Linked DNA regions of Homo sapiens: region 1 is linked to region 2. Evidence: chromatin loops called from intact Hi-C (ENCODE). Cell type or tissue: psoas muscle. All regions are shown on one strand.

The links. Hi-C counts contacts between places; a loop is a spot of excess contacts. Peaks named below come from ENCODE experiments on the same cell type or tissue, not always from the same donor. Only the 100,000 strongest peaks of a DNase experiment are listed, where the experiment ranks them.
Region 1: a loop joins it to region 2, with 1.9 times the contacts of the local background. A loop is called at or near these places in 27 of 110 quality-filtered maps.

What each region holds. Positions count from the first base shown.
Region 1 is chr17:27,539,608-27,542,107 of GRCh38, forward strand. The region is part of intron 1 of KSR1 (kinase suppressor of ras 1); the gene reads left to right. It overlaps LOC124903960 (a long non-coding RNA gene), which reads right to left. Exons shown (of 2, transcript XR_007065680.1): 2 at 192-2,500. Among named protein-coding and RNA genes, the nearest start is that of KSR1, 84 kb to the left of the region's middle. RefSeq lists an enhancer at 590-1,389. In psoas muscle, no CTCF peak of the experiment used is centred here; a DNase peak (open chromatin) is centred at 994; H3K27ac peaks cover 1,375 bases.
Region 2 is chr17:27,493,084-27,495,583 of GRCh38, forward strand. The region is part of intron 1 of KSR1 (kinase suppressor of ras 1); the gene reads left to right. Among named protein-coding and RNA genes, the nearest start is that of KSR1, 38 kb to the left of the region's middle. In psoas muscle, a CTCF peak has its summit at 1,288 (motif pointing right); a DNase peak (open chromatin) is centred at 1,748; H3K4me3 peaks cover 1,142 bases; H3K27ac peaks cover 1,228 bases.

The sequences.
Region 1 (2,500 bases), 47 kb after region 2:
ACTGGATGATGGTCAGAAGTCCTTTGTTGCCGTTATTCAATTGCTTCAGGCACAGGGGAGTTAGGGGGTAAAGTGGGTGTCTTTCTTTCTCATGATTTAGTCCTGTTGGTCCCCACAGCCCCTAAGGACTGCTGGTACTAACAACACATGAGATATTGGGGGGTTACATCAATTGAGGCAGGAAGGAAAACTTGAAAGGCAGATCAAGACAGATCATTTACTGACTTTTCAAATAATTGCTTTCTGAAGAGCAGTGTTTTGACTCACCTTGGCTTTGCAGGTGGGAGCTGTATTAGGCTGTTAGGTCAGGGAAATGCCTTCCTCTTTGGTTCTGCTGCATCTCACAACCTCCGTGGCACATAAAATGGCCTAGCAGTTGTTGCTGAGAAAACTCGGGCCCTTGGCCATTCACTCTGGCCCAGCTCAAGCTTTGCATTTCCCAGGAAGCATCATGGGTGCTTTTAAACCATAGTTGACCTCATAGTCTTCTTTCCCTGACTGCTCATGCTTAGTACTGGAGCAGTGGGAACAGGTGATTTATGTGATTTATCTAAGGTGGGTGCTTAGTTGCACAGAGGAGCTAACTCATCAGTGCTTCCATACAGGGTCTCCTGCACCCACTGCTGCACCAGCCAAAGGCAGTCAGTCATACTCTTAGACAAGTGAGCTCGTTTTGTCTCAGCCTGGGGTTGAATCTCCCATCTACAGTCTGTTGTCAGGTCCTCAGACTTTGCATTCCCAGTGGAGCATAGGGAAGGGTAGGAGGCCCTGAGCTCCCAGCTGTGGCCGTTCTCACCCCTGGCCTCCTTGGGAATATCTCCACTTGTGGTCTGGGTTAGACTTGTTTGTTTGTGTTTGAAGTTCCCCGACTCTGAGTTTGACGTCAAGGCAGGATTGCTAGTGGGAGGCTTGGCGGGGAGGTTGTCTCTACACAAATGTAAAAGCCTGGCAGCTTCCCCAGGAGAGTGCGGGTATGGGCCGGGCCGGGAGAGGGCTGGCTGTTGCGAAATGCCCAGCTCAAGGATTGAGGTCACTTGTACTTTCTCCTCTCCTTGCCCCACTTTCCCTGTGTGCCTCTCCTGCTCTGTCCCATGCCCATGAATGTCAGCCCCCGTGGGCGCCCTTGAGGGCTGGGCAGTGCTGGGAGCCAAGGGGCTGCCTCTGGTCCCCTCGGAGCTGGGTGCTATGGTCGCTGCGTGCCTGTGCGTGGAACTGTCAGCTGCATCACAACCTCCAGAGGCCTCCTTACATTCTCAGAAATCATTTTGCAACAAGTTGGCCATGGCAGCCAGGCTAGACTGCTTAGCTGGCTGGGTTGGTGGGAAGTCCCCAGAAATGCACTCCAGCTTTGGGAAGGAAGTGGAAGATGTAAGGGGAGCTTCCCCGAGGCATGGACAGAATGGGTCAATAGTGGAGGAGGAGCAGCAGCTTCAGGGACCACTGGAATGAAGGCTGGAGTAAGTTGCCAGGGCTTTGGTGGCATCCTGAAGTTCGGGATGGTATAGTCAGGGACTTGGCAGGAGCAAAGACTGCTGTGGGCACCACGTAAGAGTCTGGTGCTGCCTACTGAGGAGAAAGGAGTCAGGGTCTTGTGGGTGCTGGTGAGCTGGAAGCTGGTCCACAACTGCACCTGCCACAGGAGGACTAAATAAAACAAGAGGCAAGTGATGGACGAATGGAGTGGCTGTCCAGTTACTTCGTGTCACTCTGTAAAGCATACTAGGATCTTCTTAAAAGGGATGGCCTCAGGTTATAGGCAGCATGATGGCTAGTTTTAATGAATTTAATGCTGGCTTAGAGCCAGGGGTGGGGTACAGCCCAGAGGGTAGGTTATTGCAAGTCAGGACCAGAGGTGGTGGCCCAGTTGGGTGGCTGGATACATTTAGAGGGTGTGGGCAAGCCTGTGGCTCTTATTCACAGGATTCACTGCCTGGAACAGTCTAGGCGTGGCTGGATTTTGGGCTTTGGATCGCAAAAGAGGTAGACCCTGCCCACTGCCATCCTGCTTGTACCAGTCAAGACAGCTTAGGGTGTGGGTTGCAGGAGTCATTATTTTGAGAGGTGCATAGAGAGCATTAGATTGAGGTTGGAATCCCTTCTTTAACCACAGGATTCAAGAAAGTTACAAAGGCTGGTGCCTTGGTTTCTTCATTGTAAGATGGGAATGATGAAGTACACCTTTAAGTCTTGTGGGTTTCACATGAGAGGTTTCATGATTTGTGAGTGACGGCAAAGGATGAGCAGTGACTTGTCATTTGGCTGAGGCTGGACTCGATGGCAGGCATGCAGGTGAGCATCCCTGAGCCAGTGAGTGAGCCCAGTGTGCTGTCCAGCACCCACATCCCGATGTAGCTTTGTTTTTCTTTACTCAATGTTGAATACACAGTACATCCCATCAGAAGTCTGGAAGGGTCTGTAGTATTTTCAGTTACACATGATTGTATTTTGTGGAGGGAATGATGTGCTTTAGGGACATTGCCAGCTTTGGGTTTGTGTGTGA
Region 2 (2,500 bases):
GCTGATGATGATCATTTATGGAGCAATTTACTATGTGAGGTACATGATAACCCCAGTCTCCTTTAATCCTCGTGAAACCCTATGAAGCAATAAGGGACTATTATTATCCACACTTTATACATATAAATGAAGAAAGTGAGGCTTTGTGAAGTTGAATGATGTTCCCAAGGTCACCCAGTTAGTAAATGCTGAAGCTGGAGTCCTCAGTCTTAGTTATTAATGTAAGCTTGCTTTTCAGGACAGAGAGGGCTTTGGAGGACCAGGAAGGGCTCCAATTCTGAGGCAAAGGCTGTGAAACACCGGGGTCAGGCAGGAAATCATGCCCTTGAATTCTTTAACAGGGCAGATTTTTTAAGTCAGAGACATTAACGATCAGCTCCGTATAATGTTTATGGCCTGTGTGACCCTGCCCCGTGGTGCTCGGTAGACCCCACTGCCCATGTGTGCCTGATGATTCCATTTCTGTCTTGCTTATTGCAAGTGACCTTGAATTACCTAAAACCCAGGGAAATGTGTTCTTAATCTGCCCTTTTAACAATGCTGATTTTACCCTTCCAACTCAGATTTAAATAACCTTTCCTTCTGTGTTGTCGTGAGTGTAAAGAAGCAGCATCATGAAAAAGCCCAGCCCTAAACTCTCTGTAATTATGGGGTATGGTGGAGAGGGAGGGGCACTGAAAAGGAAATAATGGGGTCGTGAGACCATTGGAAATTGCACTGGTTATATTCAGTAGCAGAGCTGGAGATTTTTGCCTGCTGCTGGGAAAAATTTAAAAAGCAAAACAACCTCTGCCTCAGCCTTGGAGGTTTAGCTGTTGAATTTACTCCCTTTAATTTGAGGCACCTGAGGCTCCCATTTTGTGGTGTGATTGGCTGGACTTTCCACCACTTCTTCCTCTCTCTGGCCAGAGAGAAACTTGGGGACGCTGAGGTGGTTTGTAGCAGCTGTCATCAATGTCCGCCTTTCATGTCCACAGTGGTTTGGAGCAGAGGCCCAGAAATGCTTGGGGAGTCTCTGTGAATTCAGAAGAAGTCTCCTTCTCCCACTCCGCTGTCTGACAGCAGGTTAAAAAAAAAAATTACAAAGAGCTTCCAGGAACAAAAAGTGGAGATGATTTTTTTTATGGCCCTTAAAGACTTGAAATTTGCAGGAGAAATGCCGTGTGGTTGCGTAATTCTATATGTGGAGTATCTGGAATTATTCCTGGAGAGGCGGGCAAGCACCCAGATTAGAGATGTGTAAAGTGCAGTTTTGTCTTGCAGTCCAAGCAGGTGAGCATTCAGGCCTGTGGGAAGGAAGGAAGGGAACAGCAGGTGGCAGTAACTGGGAAGCTTGCCTCTGAGTGAGATTAACTAGAATGTATTTTTCCGCTGCATTTAAAGAGCCAGTGAAAGGGGCAGATTTACCCAGGGTCACGTGCCTGGTCAGTGCCTTAAATGGACCCAGGGTGTCAGCCCCCTCTGCCTCGACTTCAACAGAGTTAATGTTTCCCCAGAGACTAATAGAGGGACCGATATTAGGGATTCCGGGGACAAGTACGAACAGGTCTTTCGATTTACATTTAAAAGCAGTAGAGAGCAGGAAGGAGATTTCTGGCATTTGTGCAGTTTAAAAACCAACTAGACAAAAAATCTTGATGGAGCTGTTTCCCAATCAGCCTGGCAGTCCTCTCAGCATTGACGTCGTGAGAATGAAAGCTTCTCTGAGAGTGCCATTGGGCGGTGTCCCTTCCAAGTTCTCCAGGAAGCAAATTTTGGACCCTGGCCGCTGACTCAGTGTGGCCTGCTGGGTGGCTCCCTGTGCCTGGGAGGCGGCCCTGTCAGTGTCCCTGGGCTCAGCCCATAAGCAAGTGCCCCAGGTGATCCTGCTCCCATTCAGTGACTGGAGAGGCAGAGGGAAGGGGCTCCCGGGCAGTGCGGGTTCCAGGTGGGCACAGCTGGTAAGCCGGGCGGCTGGGCAGGGCTCTGCTTCAGGTGTGCAGAGTGGGTGTGAGTTCTGCACAGCACAGGAGGTGGTTTCTGCCCTTACCCATTGGGCAGGGAAGGAAGCTTGAGAAATCAGACTTGATTTTAGCAGGACAGGAGCTTGTGGGCTTCTGAAAGAATGCACGCCTCAGTGGTACAGGGTTCTGGGGGTATATGCAGCGGCTGCTCCTCTCCTCCTCCCCTGAGCCCTCTAATACTGATCTCGCACTTTCCTGGCCTTGTCCAACATCTTGGGAGGCAGAAAAGCATAGTTTATATGTGTGCTTGTCTTTATACAAGGCTCTGTGTGTGAGTGTGACTGTGGGTGTTTATTTAACTCAAGAAAAGTCCAAGGGACCCCTCACACAGAGGAGGTGAGGTGCATTGGACAACCTGGGCCAGGACTTGGAGGACATGTCTGCCCCGATGATGACTTAGGCCCAGTCCCTTAGTATCCTTGGGATATAGCCCCCTGATCTGCCCCAAAGGTGGAGTTGGGCGACAGGAGGGAGGCTTGGAGATCATTTCTCGTGTC